2 separate regions of the Homo sapiens genome follow, and region 1 is linked to region 2. Evidence: chromatin loops called from intact Hi-C (ENCODE). Cell type or tissue: heart left ventricle. All regions are shown on one strand. Links, peaks and the distances in the headings refer to the core of each region. The heading gives the core; the rest is flanking DNA.

Region 1 (11,541 bases), core at 3,211-8,210, 140 kb before region 2:
TCACATCCCCACCCCGTCAGATGCTCCCAGAGGAGCATCAGCCTCACACCCTCCTCCCCGCCAGGGGAACACCAGCCTCACACTCCTTCCCTTCAGGGGAGCACCAGCCTCACCCCCCTCCCCTAAGCCCAGGTTCCTGGACCCTGAAGTCTGCTCTCCACACAGGTGCAGCCCCCGCCAGCCCCCCAACCAAAGCCTCCCGCACCAAGTCCCCGGGCCCCGCCAGGCGCCTCTCCATAAAGATGAAGAAGCTGCCGGAACTGCGGCGCCGCCTGAGCCTGCGAGGCCCCCGGGCTGGCAGGGAGCGCGAGAGGGCTGCCCCTGCGGGCTCCGTCATCAGCCGCTACCACCTGGACAGCAGCGTGGGGGGCCCCGGGCCGGCAGCAGGGCCTGGGGGCACCCGGAGCCCGAGGGCCGGTTACCTCAGCGACGGGGACTCACCGGAGCGCCCAGCTGGGCCCCCATCACCCACCTCCTTCCGGCCCTACGAGGTGGGTCCCGCAGCCCGGGCACCCCCGGCCGCACTCTGGGGCCGCCTCAGCCTGCACCTGTACGGTCTCGGGGGGCTGCGGCCAGCGCCGGGGGCCACCCCCAGGGACCTCTGCTGCCTACTGCAAGTGGATGGGGAGGCCAGGGCCCGAACAGGGCCACTGCGAGGGGGGCCGGACTTCCTGCGGCTGGACCACACCTTCCACCTGGAGCTGGAGGCCGCCAGGCTCCTGCGCGCCCTGGTGCTTGCGTGGGACCCTGGCGTGAGAAGGCACCGGCCCTGTGCCCAGGGCACCGTGCTGCTGCCCACGGTCTTCCGAGGTAGGACATGCGGCTGCAGGGGAGGAGGGGCAGGGACCCCCAAACCCCACCGCCACCCCCCGCAGAGTGCCTAGGGGGCTGGGCTCCGGGCGGAAGGTGTGGCCTGGAGCAGCGAGGCCAGGGTACATGAAGCTTCAGAGCACACCCGGCTCAGGCCCCCTTGTGTCCTCAGGGTGCCAGGCCCAACAGCTGGCCGTGCGCCTGGAGCCTCAGGGGCTGCTGTATGCCAAGCTGACCCTGTCGGAGCAGCAGGAAGCCCCTGCCACAGCTGAGCCCCGCGTCTTTGGGCTGCCCCTGCCACTGCTGGTGGAGCGGGAGCGGCCCCCCGGCCAGGTGCCCCTCATCATCCAGAAGTGCGTTGGGCAGATCGAGCGCCGAGGGCTGCGGGTGAGCACCCACCCCACCCCAACCCTCTGGCCCCCAGACCTCAGACCACTCTTCAGGACACCCTATGTACAGATGCCAGACCCCTACCCCCAGGCCTGAGCCACTCCTAGCTCCAATCCCAACCTAGACAAGGGCAGAAGGCGCCCCCTTGACTGTAGCACCCTGGGCAGAACCCATGGGTCATCCATTGATTTAAAAACAGGATCCAAGCCCTCCTGGGGCTCAGAGTCTGATGGGGGAAAAGATACGACTCTAGTCATTCACAAATGTAAAACTATAACTGGGACTGGAGTTGGGGTGGGGTGTACCTAGGGTCTGGGAGAGCTTAAAACAAAACCTGGGGTAGTCATGGAAAGCCTCCTCAAAGAAGTGTCAGTTTCCTAAGTCAAAGGAGATGGCAGCCAAGACAAGTAGTCCAAGCAGAGGGTTTACAAGGCCAGGTTGTCAAGGTAGTTCCAACCTCCCAGCCCACAATGCCCATTGCTGCCTGGCCCAGAATTCCAGTGCTCACCCCACTGGGCCCTGATTAGTCTGTGGCCCCGGCAAGAAGACATTCACTCTCTCTTCCCACCCCCAGGTAGTGGGACTGTACCGTCTTTGTGGCTCAGCGGCAGTGAAGAAAGAGCTTCGGGATGCCTTTGAGCGGGACAGTGCAGCGGTCTGCCTATCTGAGGACCTGTACCCCGATATCAATGTCATCACTGGTCAGCATGGCCCCCTCTCCCCTGCCTGCTCACCCCCATTCAATGCCTCACTTCAAGGCCTTGGGGCTCCTCTGGGACCTCAGTCCTCCTATCTGACCTTGCTTTCACCCACCTCCTCTTCCCCCTTAGCTGTGCCCTCCTTAGCCTTAGAAGCCAGTGGTGCCCTGACCAGAGGGGACCCTGTGTTCACAGGCATCCTCAAGGATTATCTTCGAGAGTTGCCCACCCCACTCATCACCCAGCCCCTGTATAAGGTGGTACTGGAGGCCATGGCCCGGGACCCCCCAAACAGAGTTCCCCCCACCACTGAGGGCACCCGAGGGCTCCTCAGCTGCCTGCCAGATGTGGAAAGGGTGAGTTGGGCCTGGTGGGAGTGATGGGACTTGAGAGTGGGCTGATACCAATAGAATGTTTCACCCATGCCTGGGCCTGAGATGGGCATGAGCTGGCAGCATCATCATATCCCCAAGAAATAGGTGCTATTAGCATCCCACTTCATAGATTTGGAAACTGAGGCCCAAAGCAGGTGACAGTTGCCCAAGGTCACACAGCCAGGATGTGTCAAAAATGCAGGCTGAACGCTGATCTTTCAACCTACAAGGGAGGTTCCTGGCTGAGGGAACCTAGACAAGTCCCATCCCTCTCTGTGCTTCAATATCTTCATCTGTAAAATGAGATTCATGGCAGCTCTGCTTTTCCAATGCTTAGTTGCCTTTGGCTTCAGTCTTCCCTCCAACAAAATAGGCTCATAATACTAACATCTAATGATTAATAGTCTTAACCCGACCACATCCCAGCTATGAGACTGTGAACCTGCTTCCCTACTCTAGCCACCTTAGTCTCTTGCAGGTAGGTGCCACAGGGGCCTGACTTTGTCTGACTTACATCCTCTCAACCCTCTCCCAGGCCACGCTGACGCTTCTCCTGGACCACCTGCGCCTCGTCTCCTCCTTCCATGCCTACAACCGCATGACCCCACAGAACTTGGCCGTGTGCTTCGGGCCTGTGCTGCTGCCGGCACGCCAGGCGCCCACAAGGCCTCGTGCCCGCAGCTCCGGCCCAGGCCTTGCCAGTGCAGTGGACTTCAAGCACCACATCGAGGTGCTGCACTACCTGCTGCAGTCTTGGCCAGGTGAGTTCATGCCCAGGGCCTGCACCACCAATCTGAGCCAGGCTGCTACAGTGATGCCACCTTAAGGGACCAATCAGTGTCTTAGGCTTGAAGCTACGCCCCCTCATGGAGTAAACTGGTACCTGGTTGCCTCAGCAACCAGTTCAGATCCAACCAATCTGTCTGTTTTGTCTTTTTTTATTTTCATTTTTTTGTAAAGACAGGGTTTCTCTATATTGCCCAAGCTGGTCTCAAACGCATGATCTCAAGCCATCCTTCCGCCTCAGCCTCCCAAAGTACTGGGATTATAAACCAAATCACCTTGCCCCACAGAGCTGATTCATCTTTTTATTTTTATTTTTTATTTTTTTTGAGATGGAGTCTTGCTCTCTAGCCCAGGCTGGGGTGTGGTGGCATGATCTCAGCTCACTGCAACCTCTGCCTCCCAGGTTCAAGGGATTCTCCCACCTCAGCCTCCCGAGTAGCTGGGATTATAGGCACGCACCACCAGTCCTGGCTAATTTTTATATTTTAAGTAGAGCAGGGTTTCACTGTGTTGGCCAGGCTGGTCTTGAACTCCTGACCTCAAGTGATCCACCCATTTCAGGCCTCTCAAAGTGCTGGGATTACAGGCATGCACTACCAATCCTAGCTAATTTTTGTATTTTTAGTGGAGATGGGGCTTCACGGTGTTGGCCAGGCTGGTCTTGAACTCCTGACCTCAAGTGATCCGCCTGCCTCAGGCCTCCCAAAGTGCTGGGATTACAGGCATGATCCAGGCATGATCCACAGACCTGCCCCTACCCATCTTTGATGCAGTCAGAGGCCCTGCCTCTTGACATGCCAATCAGAGGCCTAGTTGCGTAAGCAACCAGTCCTAGCTCTGCCAGTGAAAACCTGAAAGGGTCGAAGGCCGCTTTCCACAGGCCAATCAGGAGCCTAGTTCCCTAAGCAGCCAATCAGAGGTCGGCTGTCGCCTCTTTCTATGACCTACCCTGTCTCCCTTCAGATCCCCGCCTGCCCCGACAATCTCCAGATGTCGCGCCTTACTTGCGACCCAAACGACAGCCACCTCTGCACCTGCCGCTGGCAGACCCCGAAGTGGTGACTCGGCCCCGCGGTCGAGGAGGCCCCGAAAGCCCCCCGAGCAACCGCTACGCCGGCGACTGGAGCGTTTGCGGGCGGGACTTCCTGCCCTGTGGGCGGGATTTCCTGTCCGGGCCAGACTACGACCACGTGACGGGCAGTGACAGCGAGGACGAGGACGAGGAGGTCGGCGAGCCGAGGGTCACCGGTGACTTCGAAGACGACTTCGATGCGCCCTTCAACCCGCACCTGAATCTCAAAGACTTCGACGCCCTCATCCTGGATCTGGAGAGAGAGCTCTCCAAGCAAATCAACGTGTGCCTCTGAGCCAGATGACGGGGTGGGACCCCGGTTAGTAAGGACCGGGCGCCCAGTGGCTAAGGCGGTGCCCTGGTGACCAAGGAGAGCCAGACCTGTTGCTCAGGCCGAGCTCCTGGTTGCCAGCGAGTTACCACGGGACCAGTCGCGTGTATGGCTGAGACTCATTCCCAGTTTCCAGGGCCCGGTATTTGGACACTAGTTGCCAAGTCTGGGGCCTGGGGATTTTAGGGACCAGCGGTTGTGACCATCTTTCCTGAGCACCAAGGGCTTCCCCTTTTGTTGCCAAAAAGGTAGTTCTCGCGCTTGCTAGGCTGGCCTCTCTTGCCTCCCCTTGGCCGGGGCAACACCAGTTACTGTGAGCATCACCCTGGTGTGGTGAGTCACCTCTAGTCGGCCCTCTTGCTGCTGCCAACCAAATCAGTATTAGCTTTGAGCACTGCACTGTTTCTCCCTCCCTTGGACGACACAAAGACTAGCATGAGGCACTGTTTGTGGGGGGCAGCCCCTATCCTGGGTTCCAGCATGGACACAGGGGTAGCCTGGGGCTTATAGAGAAACAGCTGGTTTCCCCTACCCTTTTCCGGGGAAGTCCCCACGATTGGCCTCTAGTCAGCAAATGGAGATAACAGAGTCTGGCCTTTCCAATCCCCATCTCCTTGCCCCCCCCTTGCCCCCCCCCCCGAAAAAAATTGAGCACTTAAACCCCTCCCTTTTGGAGGGGGCCCCCTGAAGCGTCAGGCTGGGGGCAGTCTGGTACGGAACATATTTATTGCCTCCATGCATGTGTGTGTGTGTCTGTGAGGACTGGTGTGCGTGGACACGTCTGAAGCAGGCGTGTGGGGCTCTTTCAGGGACCACAGAGGAGGGAGCAGTTTGCAGTGCCCAGCCACCCTGAAATCCCCAATAATGGTGCCTCAGTGGGCCCCAGAGTTCCAGTGGGAGAGTACGGTTCCCTCCTGTCTCCCTCTTCTTTTCCGCACCTCCATCTTTGTGGATAATAAATAAATATGCACAGGTTCTGAGACTGAGTACTTGGGCCTACATGGGCCAGAGGTGGTTTATTCAGTCTCCATAAGAGAGGGGACAAACGGCACAGTTGGGTCCGTGAAGAGGAGGGTCCAAGAGCTCACAAGAGAGCCTCTCTGAGATTTGACCCCTCCATCCCCTCCTCAGGGAGGTTGTGGAGTCACTGGGCCTCATGGGATAGGCCCAGGGCAAGCAATGATGAGACTCCAAACCAGCTGGACACAGTCCAGGGGCAGGAAGGCAGCCAAGCGTCCTGACCCACAAGGCCCTATACAGCAATGGAGCCATCGCGGAAGTCCGTCCTCCCAATGAGGATGTTGACCACAACCGGGTGGCCGTCTCGGCACTGCTGCTGGGCATCGTGCAGCACCTTGACCACCTGATCCTCGTTCTCCCGTGAGAGCAGCAAGCCCCGGGCCCCCAGACCCATGGCTGCCTTGTGATAATCTAAAAGAAGAGATTAAGTCGGATAGTGGCAAGGACTCAGCCCACCGCACATGCAGCCAGCCCAGGAGAGGAACACAAGCCCAGCTGGGACTGAAACAGCCTCCTGTCCTCCCAACCTCGCTGAGGCCCCCTCACCAGTGTAGGCCAGGCCACAGGCCACGTTGCTGCCCAGAGAGGGCACCTGCTCCCGAGAAATCTGTGTCCAGCCAGCATCATTCCCTACCAAGGCCATCACTGGGATCTACAGGAAGATGATGAAGGCAGGCCGCAGCCTTCAGCCCCATGGCTTGGCCAGCCAGAGGACAGAGACAGGGATAGGGCCTCTGCCAGAGAGGAGGCTCCCTCCCCACCTCAGCCCACCCCTGGTGACATCTCCCAGAACCCCAGGCCCTAAGCTTCCCTCAGGCCAGCCCAGTCACCTTGTGTCTGACGAATGTATCAAATTCGATGAGGCTGTAGCCAAAAGCTCCGTCCCCAAACAGGCACCAGACCTAGTCGGGAGGGGACCCAGGATGGTTAGGGTGGATCAGGACCTAGAGAGCAGCAAGTCTCCCAACTCCAGTGCCTCACCTCAGCATCTGGCCGGCACAGCTTGGCCCCAAGTGCAAATCCTGCACCAACTCCCAGAGTCCCAAAGGCCCCTAAGAGGACCAAGAGCAGGTGGGTGTGAAGGCGTCCTGATGGATGGTGCCCACTGCCCCAGGCGGGGGCCCTTCCTTACCAGGATCGAGCCAGCGCAGGGGGCCGCGGGGCTGTACCAGATGGGCAGCAGTGCCCACGAAGTCCCCGCCATCCACCACCAGAATTGAGTTGTCAGGTAGCGTTTCCTCCACCAGCTGCAGCACCTGCACTGGGTTCAGGTGCTGGGCCACAGGCATCGCTGCCTTCTCCCTGCGACAGGACAGCGAAGGTCACCAGGGTTGGCAGCAGGGTCTGCCGGGAACCCCCTTCCCACATCCACTCCACCCAGGCCCCACCGAAAGGTCTGCTCCTTCTGCCGGTCGGCTTCCCGCAGCTCCTCCACCCAGTCTGGGGCCCAGGTCTGGCCCTGAAGGCCCTCCACTAACTTCAGCACGAAGGAACCCACATCTCCTGGGGAAGGAAGAGGACACAGCTGTGGGGAGCTGGCTTCCTCCTGTTCTTCCAGCATCAGAGGCCTCAAAACAGCAGGAAGCCAGCAGCAGCATCCGAGCAGGCAGACGGGAAGCAGGCCAGGGGTGCTCCTAGAAAAAAAACAGGTGAAACACCCCAGAACCTGCCAGAACCAGGGGAGGGCAGCCCAGGTGAAAAGGGAAGACAAGGCCCAAGAAACAAGGGTTAAGGAGCACAAGGCAGGTGACAAACCCAAGCTGGCCTCGTCCCCTCCCTCCACCTCCTTCTGCCTGGGAAACACTCAATGAAAAGAGCTACATCCACCAAGCACATCTCTCAAATCCAGGCACGTGGAAGCGCACAGCGAACGTTACTGAAGTGAACTAACAAACAGCCCCGTGATGTATCTTTCACCACCCCATTTTTCAAATGATCAAATGGAGGCTCTGAGAAGGTGAGGCTCTGCCGCTGTTCATCTCCAGTTCAGGCCTCCTCGCTTCTGTCCTGGCCATTTTGAGCAGCCCCCCTGGCCTCCACCCAGCCCCCTTCCGGCCTGCCGTCCATGGCTGCTGAGTGGACCTTCCCAACACAGATGCAACGGTGCTACTTCTCTGCTTAATACAAGAGTGTCCTGTCGCCTAGGCTGCAGGGGAGTCAACATCCTCAGAATGATGAACCAAGTTCAAGTCCAAGGGGACTAAAATAAGGGGAGGGGAGAGATACGGCAGGAAGACAGGCTAAGGGGCCAACGAGTGTGCTCTCTGTCCTGAGGGCAGTGGGCAGTGTGGGAGGGAACGTGATCACATGCACGTTTTCAAGCCTCCCTCTGTGTCCACCCCACCATTTGTTCCTACAGAAGCATCTATCAGGCCGGGCGCAGTAGCTCTGGTCTGTAATCCCAGCACTTTTGAGAGGCCGAGGCAGGAGGATCACTTGAGGCCAGGAGTTCCACGCCAACCTGGGCAACACAGTGAGATGCTGATTCCACAAAAAAAAATTAACAAATTAGCCTGGCATGGTGGTGCATACTTGTAGTCCCAGCTACTCAGGAGGCTGAGGTGGGAGGATTGCTTTTGAGCCTGGGAGTTTGAGGGTGCAGTGAGCTGTGATTGCACTACTGCATTCCAGCCTGGGTGACAGAGCGAGACCTCGTCTCTAAAAAATAAAAATAAAAAAAATTTAAAGAAAGAAGCATTCATCAGTTTGAGAGCCAACTATTTGTCTCTGGTTGACTGGCTACCCCTAGGGCAAGGTCTGGGCCTCAATCACTGTACCAGGCTCAAGCCAGCTGCAGCAGAAACCAGGAGGAGAGGGACTGGGAGGAGCACATATGTGTACGGGGGGATTAAGGGGCTCACCCTGCACAGCCTCCTGGGGCTTCCAGAAGATGTCTGAGTTGAGCAACATCTCTTCCCGATTACGATTGACGATGATGATCTTGCTGCTGTGGCTGAGGACACGGCCATAGGATAGGCGGAAGTCACACACAGTTCCTGGTGTGGGGGACAGGAATGCAGTAGGCAGAGGCCCCATGTCGTCTACCTTACTTGATCCACTGTGGTGGACTGGATGCAAATGAGTCCCTGTTCCTCACCGAGTCTCCCTGCACCTGTGCCACCTACAGTGACCTTGCAGCTCCCCACACCCCCTGAATCGGGACTGGCCTCATGACATGCTTTGGCCAACAGGATAGGGCAGAGGCAGGTTATATTTTCCCAGATGGCCATAATATCTCCCACCCTACATCCATTTGTACAAGGTCACCTTGACATGCCTCCCATGGAGAGAGGTGCAGCCTAGGTCCCCTTTCCTTGAAAGTGACACACCATGACACCCAACAAGGAAGATATGCAGTTTCTTCCTTGTTCACTTTTAGAGGCCTGGGTGGGGCCAAGGAATGTGCTCTCTGTCTAAGAAGTCTGACTACCCTGAGGCCATCATGCTGGGAGGAAACCGGAGCCACACATAGAGACCTGTGTAGTTGCCCTAGTCCACAGCCCCTCCAACAGCTGGCGTCAATTGCAAGACCTCTGAGTGAAGACACCTCCAGATGATTCAGGACCCCCACCCCCCATTCCTGCAGACTCTACTTCAAGAAGCCACACAGCCTCCACTCACTCTCTTGAATAACCGCACTCTCCTAGCCCCATAGTTTTCTCATCCTTCACCAAGTCGGCCAGCCCAGGCTAGCCTACTGGAGGATGAGAAACAAGGGGGCCATGGAGACAGGGGTGAAGAACTCTATGACCCCAGCTGAGGCCATCCCAGACGAGCTGCAGGGCCAGCCAATCCCCATACAGGTGAGCAAGCCCAGCCTGGATCAGCACAGCTGCCTTCCTGCCTAACCCAAGTGCAGACTCATGAATGAGCCCAGCCAAAACCACAGCTACCACCTACCTTATAGGTGGATCTTGAGAAATCAGAAATGCATTTTTAGCCATTGAGTTTGGGGATGGTTGTTACAGGGCAGTAGCTATCTGATACACCTATTATGCGTCTGGTTGGGTTCAAAGCGCTTTATGTGAAAATGTGTATCAAGTACAATAGGTGCCCACTAGACCTTCCTCCTCCTTCGTGTGAAGCTGGGTAACAGGGTGAGGGGGTTCCTGGGGGAAGGAGGGAAAGGAAGAGGCTCAGGCCCACCTGCTAGGACAATGACATCCGCCTTCTTCAGGGCCGCACTGCGGTTCTCCCGGATGTGGAGGGGGTGGTTGCGGCCTAACAGCCCCCGTGCCATCCCTCCAAGGAAGCAGGGAACACCCAAGGTCTCCACGGCAGCCCTGGGAGTCCAGGCAGAGCAGAGGTCAGTGTGGCCGGGGCCTCCCGCCTCCCCAAGAGCACCCGAGGACTGGGGACTGGGAACGTGAAAACAAGGGCAGGGCTGGCGCTTCTCACCGAAGCTTGTCGGCAGACGTTGGGGTGAGCAGGGCCTGACTCCCCAGCACCATCAGAGGCCTCTTGGCCCGGCTCAGGATCTCCACACAGCGCTGAACCTGGAGCGAGAGGTGGGGATCAAAGGGCTGTCTTTTTATTTATTTATTTTTTTGAGACACAGTTTCACTCTGTTGCCCAGGATAGAGTGTAATGGCATGATCTCAGCTCACTGCAGCCTCCACCTCCCAGGTTCAAACGATTCTCCCGCCTCAGCCTCCAGAGTAGCTGGGATTACAGGCGCGTGCCACCATGCCTGGCTAACTTTTGTATTTTCAGTAGAGACAGGGTTTCACCATGTTGGCCAGGCTAGTCTTGAACTCCTGGCCTCAAGTGATCCGCCTGCCTCGGCCTCCCTAAGTGTTGGGATTGCTGCTGTGAGCCACCGCGTCCAGCCAAAGGGCCGCCCTTGAGTCGCCATGAGCACCCAAGATTAAGGCCCCAGTACTGACTCAGGGAGAGGGTCAGGGGGCCCTCTCCCCTCAGGGAGAGGGTAGGGTCCTCAGACACAAAAGAGAGGCAATTCACCTGCTGCGGGGAAGCCTGGGGGATGTCCAGGGGCAGCGGTCCCTCGGGCTGAGGCTCCCAGGCTCCTGCAAAGAGGTTGGCCAGGTAATTCTCTAAATACCTGCAAAAGGGAGGGGGAAGAAACCAAGTTGCCAGAATTAACTAACTACAAGGATTCCAGGATCTGAGCAAGGAAAGGGGCCGGGAGAAAAGCCAGGAGCAAAGTGGCATGGGGACAGGGTGGATGAGTGACACCTCAGGGACAGACGAACCCTAGTGGCCAGGTCTTCAACTGCCTGTTTGCCCTCGGTAGCCTCTGGGGTCCACCCCAACTCCACGTAGCCCCCCAGAAGCAAGGAACGCAGGCTCAGCATGCCAGGATTAAGCCTGTGGGTCCAACAGATGTGAGCTCAAGTCCTGGCTCTGTCACTTCCTAGCTGTGCAACTTAGGGCAAGTGACTTCACCCTTCTGAGCTTCCACCTCTGTCAATGTAAATATGAACCTCCCTCCCCAGGTTCAAGGATCTGTCCACTTAGGACATGAGGCGCTTTGCATGGGAGTTCTGAACACTGTCCTCTCCTGCTTCAAACAGGGTCTTCTCGGTCTCCTTGCTCACTGGGCCCCAGGGCCCCAACTTTCCTGAAGGACCTGTGCAGGGCCCTGGAGACACAAAGATAGATCCTGCCCAGCCCTCCCCTCAGGGGGCGCTCTATCCAGCGAAAGACAGACACATGGGCATTGGCAGGAAACAGTCGGAGCTCAGAGTCAGAAGCCTCTGCTTTCACCGTTAAGGACAGGCCAAGACAGCACAGAAGCAGCCCAGGATGGAACCGTGGGAAGCCCCGCAAGTAAAGAAAAGGCAAGGGAGGCTGAGGCAGGAGGATTGCTCGAGGCCAGGAGTTCAAGGCTGTGGTGAGCTATGATCATACCACTGCACTCCAGCCTGGGTGATAGAGTGAGGCCCTGTCTCAAAACAAAACAAAACAAAAAAGGCAAGATAAGAGATAGCCTTGTGAGAGGCAGCCCAAGAGAGAGGGGCAAGGAGAACAAGGGGAGGGACTGACTGGGAAGCCAGGGGGCAAAGTGCATTAAGAATGAGGCTATATGACCAAAATGGT
Region 2 (5,000 bases), core at 1-5,000:
CTACAAGAAAGGAGGTACCAGAATGCAGGACCCCCAGTGGAGGGGAAAGAGCAAACAGCCTCATCTCTGCATTCCTCCAGATCCCCCAAACAAAAAGCTCAAACTCTAAAAAGCAGAACCTATTATATACACTGTTGAGGAGGAGAAAAAAAAGAAAAAGAAACAGGCTAAGGAATAAAGTCTTGTCCTTTCTTTCCTTTTTTGGGGTATCCAACATGGCTCCCTGGACCAGGGAGGGGCACTGGGCTTGTTCCCACCCACGTAGCAGAGCGGATGCCTCTGCTGGAGTCACGGATGCAACCGACGTGCTACTCCCTGGCCCCTGAGTGCGGGCATGGGAAAAACCCGCCCACTGGCGGCCTCTCACTCTGGGCCACATTCCACAAGGCTCGCCCTCACCCGCCCATGAAGCCCCAGAATCCCTCCAGCTGCAAATGCTGGCTGTTTGTGGGGGGAGTCACCTGGCTGTGCAGACAGAAAGGCTACTGCCCTATCTTCAAGTCTCTTCCTACTCCCCCACCTCCAGGGTCCTCACCATTCCCCTAGGTAAGCGCCACACTCTGGAGCAGGCAAGCAGCAGGCCTGGAGATGGACTAAGTCCCTCAAAGACCCTGGGGGTCAGGAAGCTGAGGCTGGTTGTGTGGTAAGAACGCCCCATGGCCTCTGTCTGCACTTCCCAGCTCAAATCTTTCCAAAACATCAAGCATTCCTTTTTCCCCTGGAGCTATTAAGAAACACCCACATGCTCCAATCCTGGGAAAAGGAAGCCAGGAAACTAAAATAGCTGGACTGCGCTCCCGTTCCAACTAGACGACCAGACCAAAGCCCAGGAGGATCTCTCACACCTCCCTGAGACCCTGTCCCAGCCCAGGTAGCTGAGGTTAAACGGGTATTCCTAAGAGGGACATAAGCTGTGGGGACACTTCTGCTCACAAAGACCTGTGCATGACACTTGGGAAGAACCAGATGTCAGCTATGTGACAAGTGAAAGCTAGAAGATTCCTAGGACATGCCCTGCCCCATGTGCTTGGCAGACCTAACCCCAGTGCTAATGACAGCAAAGCCACAGTACTGTCCACAGCCCACCTGGGACAGTGTCTTCCTCCAGCCTGCTCCACCCAGGTCTGCAGATGCCCTAGGGGTGGTGGGAGAGTGGCATTTGTGCCCTACCCCTGCCTGTCTCAATACAGAATCCTCAAGCAGCTCCAGGCTTTAGCTGGAATCACAGCTCAATGGAAGACCACAGCCCAAGCAATAGCTGGAATCAGAGGAAGTGGTAGGGCTGGCCCACTGCACTGCATGCTGCTGGGGCAGAGGGTGGGGAATACATGGTGGCCTGGGACACAGCTGGGAAAGCAGCACCCACCCCCGCCATCCTCCTCCTGCCTGTGTTCCGTTGCTCCCTGAACTAGAGCCTGGCCCCAGAGGACCACCCCACGCCTGCATCAGTCCACAGCATCCCGGTCTATGGATAGCTACCAAGAGGGGTGTTCATGTATCACACCCCCCAGCCTCAATCTAGTGACTCCATTCGTTTTCTTCTGGTGATTCATGTCTCAGGGCCGTTGTCAGCGGAACTAACCCCGTAGTATAAGTGACAAAAATAGGCCCTTTCAGGAATTTCGGCTCCAATCCAAATGGAAACACAAGAACGGGGGGGGGGGGGGGGGCGGGGGCGCGGGCCTGCAAATCAACTAGGCACCAAAAGACCAAAGGGAAATAATGTTCCCCCACCCTGACCCACTCCCGTTAAGGCAGAGCTGCCTGTAACGGGCCATGGACATCAGGGCTGCCGGGATTCCTGGACCCAGGAGAGCAGCTGCTGAAGGAGCTACGCCCCCTCTGCCCCCCGCCCTGAGAGTGCAGAGTCCTGTGCGGGACAGGGCAGCAGAAGGCTGTATTTACTGGTGCCAGGGTGTGGGTTCCCATTTCGGGATCTGCCGTACGAAACCCTCGCAGCGGCCCCTCCTGAGAGGAGAAGCACCCTGCCGGCCCACGACAGAGCTCACTCAGTGCACACAGAAGGCAAAGGAAAGCCCCTGCTGGCCAGGATTGGGAAGACAAAAGGGAGCCAGGCAAAACCCAAGGTGGGGAGGGCGCCTGGGAAGAGGGGAAGGCCAGAGCCCAGATAGCTGCATGAGCGGCCAGGGCTGGACCGCCAGAGCCTGGGAGCCTGGGAGCCAGCGGCTCTGAGACTGTAAATCTCGCCCTCCTTCCCGCCAGGACAGCTGTTCCCAGGACTCTCAGATTACTTGTTGCACAATCTTTCCACTTTTTTTTAAAGTGGGGGAGTGAAAAAATAATAAAATCTCGGCAGCGGCAGGAGGGGTGTGGGGCACTCGTTCAGGAAACCAGGAGCATTCCCACTCCTCTCCCAAAGCAGAGGAGCCCAGAAGAGGGACGCAGAGGCCAAGGGCAAAGGCCATGATCACACACTGGAAATCAGGATGTGATGGCCACAGCCCTCTAAGGTGTCTTGTCTTGTGAGGGCTAAAGCAGCACACTGCCACGACCACGTCATGTCATTTTAGTTAATCAGGTCCCCTGACAATTTCAGCATCTGGGGTTTCCACTTGGTCACTCAGATCCTCAGATGAGAAGACTACAAAACCCCTGGTAGGAGAAGTCAACTAGAAAACAGGAGGTGCAAAAACCCAGAGGAAGGCAAGCTGGAGGCTTGGCTGGCATGGAAAGTGAAAAGTCAGCGGCCACCAGGAATGCTAATTGGATCCAAGAATACAGCCATTCACCCCAGTCACTCTGCTGCGAGTGGGGGCCCTAGCTTCGGGTGGCAAAGCCAGCCCTTCCTGGGCAGCCATGGGGTGCAGTGCCTCCTGCTGGCTGATGGATTACAAAAGCAGTGTGGGGAGAGTAACGGTTAGAGATGAAAGGGTGAAGGATGGCGACAGGGAAGGCCAGGAGGCCAGTGAGCTGCCCACGGCATTCTGCATGCAGTTGTGGTAGAGAATGTGGGCATCTGGAGTCCTGGAGGGTCCTTCAGCCCACTTCAAGGCAAGTCTCCTCACTCACCTGGGAAGCAGAGGGCACCAGGCTGTCCAAGGGAAGAGGAATACTGACAAGGCCCGAGGTGCCACCTACCCCCACCCCATCTGTGCACACACACCTCAGAGCAACATGGCTCTCCCCAGCTGCCGTGAAGGGTCCTCAATCTTCCTTGGCACGATCAAGTTATTTACATGCACTGATTATTGAGGGTTAGCATTTATTTCTAGTTAGAATAAAATCCCAGGGATGGGACAGGCCCGTGGGAGAACATGCAGGAGTCTACTGCCAAAACACAGGTTTCCCACTGTGGATCCCCACTCCCCAGTCTGCCTGAGACCCTAGGGCCAGCTCTCAGGTGGTCTGCAGCACGCCAGCTCACTGACAGCTGCACCAGCCTAGCGGCAACCCCGTTGGCCGTAAACACAGGATGTTAGCTCCATCTCTCAGCAGGGGCTGGTCGCCAGGCCTTCTGGGCACCATGGCTCCCTCCCTAGCCTCTCCCCTGCGCCAGCCTGAGCATCTGCGCCCCTGAGAATAATGAGGAAAGTGCACACTTGGAGGAGAGCAGTCCCCTCTCCACTCCCACCTGGCACCCAGCATCACTACCTGCCTCCACCTCCCACTGAGGCTGCTGCTCAGAAGGTGGGCTCTAATGGGGAACCCAGGGTCCAACGTGCAGACCCACGGGGCTTGAAAAGAAGGGACTGTTAGTTAGAACTGCAGGAGGGACACGCAAGTCCAGGTGCGTGTGGAGTTAGGGCAGATTCAGGAGCAGCCAACACAGCAACGAGCACACTCTGGGGAGGGGTAGGCAATGGCTGGGGCCCAGGTGATGGCAGGGCCAGCAGCAGACTGGCGATGCGGCTGGCCAGCTGCAGTCTGCTCCACATCCACCAGAAACCAGCGAAGCATCTCCCTGAAGCGGCCGCACTGCACGTGACTGTGATACGGGGAAGGCCCTGGGGACACGAAGTCTCCACTGGTGCAGAAAGCTGGGTGTGGTCACATCAAGGTCAACAGCACAGCCTGGACCCCCACGCCCACAGTCCTCATGGCCCAGCTTCCCCGCCCACCATCCAGGGCTCCGCAGTGTCAACGCCCTTGGCCATTCATCCTCCATGACCAGACCCTGGCAGGGAGAGCATAACGGCCAGGCCGAGAGAATGGACACTACTGCACAGAGTGCAGGGCTATTCATGGCCCCAGGGAGACAGTTAACAAAGAGACAGACAGACAGAGGAACCCAGCAAGTTCTGGGAGTGCCGTCTCTGGGCTCTAGCATCCTGGACACAGGACCGAGCTAGTGCCAGGCACAGGTGGGAAGAGTTTGGTAAGACACGTAGAACACAAGTCACCTAACCTGTTTCGGAGTCTTCGCTGTCAGAGGAGCTGGACTCACTGGAGCTCTCCGACTCTGAGGACGAGAAGCCCTTCATCTTGGAGGAGCCGGCAATCACATCAACTTTCTCAGCTGCAATCCAAGCAATGGGAGCTGGTCAGGCAGGGCTGTGGCCCAGGAAGCCGCTCTAAGCCATGGGCACACCCCATCCATCTGGAGGAAGGACCAGTGAGGAGCCTGTGCACGGTGGGCCCAGGGGCTGCTCCCAACTGCCAGCTGCCACTCCCAGAACCCACGTGGTCCCACAGTTCCCATGGGTAGACTGCTTACAATGGAATTTCAAGGTTCCTTCAATCTCTCAAAAAGTCTCCTTTGGGGGGTTTATCAAGGATTCAAGAGACCAGGCAGAAGGATAATTTCCTAACACAAGGTACCGCTGGGCATAAGGCTTGGATTCTCCCAGTTACTCTTCTAGCAGGGGAAGAAGAAGATCCAAAAGGAACATGCTGCCAAAAGGTAACGCAAGGCAGGGAGAGACCCCCGGGGGTCTCTCAGCACAGCTGTTCAGACGCACGCTGGAATCATCATGTGGTGTGCCCCAGGTAGGGGCCCAAGGACCCCAGGAGCTAGTCAGGGCTGGGGACAAAGACTGTGT

The links. A loop is a pair of places that touch in the nucleus more often than their neighbours do. Peaks named below come from ENCODE experiments on the same cell type or tissue, not always from the same donor. Only the 100,000 strongest peaks of a DNase experiment are listed, where the experiment ranks them.
Region 1: it touches region 2 in a loop (2.2-fold over the local background); 27 of 110 quality-filtered maps call a loop at or near these places.

The regions. Positions count from the first base shown.
Region 1 is chr19:15,109,539-15,121,079 of GRCh38, forward strand. SYDE1 (synapse defective Rho GTPase activating protein 1) reads left to right here. Exons shown (of 8, transcript NM_033025.6): 3 at 166-810; 4 at 983-1,197; 5 at 1,775-1,901; 6 at 2,094-2,254; 7 at 2,808-3,033; 8 at 4,022-5,436. The coding sequence ends at 4,425. HACL2 (2-hydroxyacyl-CoA lyase 2) reads right to left here. Exons shown (of 16, transcript NM_006844.5): 7 at 10,444-10,543; 8 at 9,880-9,977; 9 at 9,628-9,764; 10 at 8,343-8,477; 11 at 6,870-6,984; 12 at 6,614-6,783; 13 at 6,463-6,533; 14 at 6,312-6,383; 15 at 6,028-6,133; 16 at 5,449-5,892. The coding sequence ends at 5,714. Among named protein-coding and RNA genes, the nearest start is that of SYDE1, 7.9 kb to the left of the region's middle. RefSeq lists enhancers at 1-99, 2,374-2,901, 2,902-3,427. In heart left ventricle, for the core only: no CTCF peak of the experiment used is centred there; DNase peaks (open chromatin) are centred at 4,253 and 5,703; H3K27ac peaks cover 1,890 bases.
Region 2 is chr19:15,249,786-15,254,785 of GRCh38, forward strand. It overlaps BRD4 (bromodomain containing 4), which reads right to left. Exons shown (of 20, transcript NM_001379291.1): 11 at 4,367-4,477. Among named protein-coding and RNA genes, the nearest start is that of EPHX3, 20 kb to the left of the region's middle. RefSeq lists an enhancer at 759-1,630. In heart left ventricle, for the core only: CTCF peaks have their summits at 365, 574, 2,033 and 2,862 (motif pointing left); DNase peaks (open chromatin) are centred at 356, 1,376, 2,116 and 4,031; H3K4me3 peaks cover 1,949 bases; H3K27ac peaks cover 3,928 bases.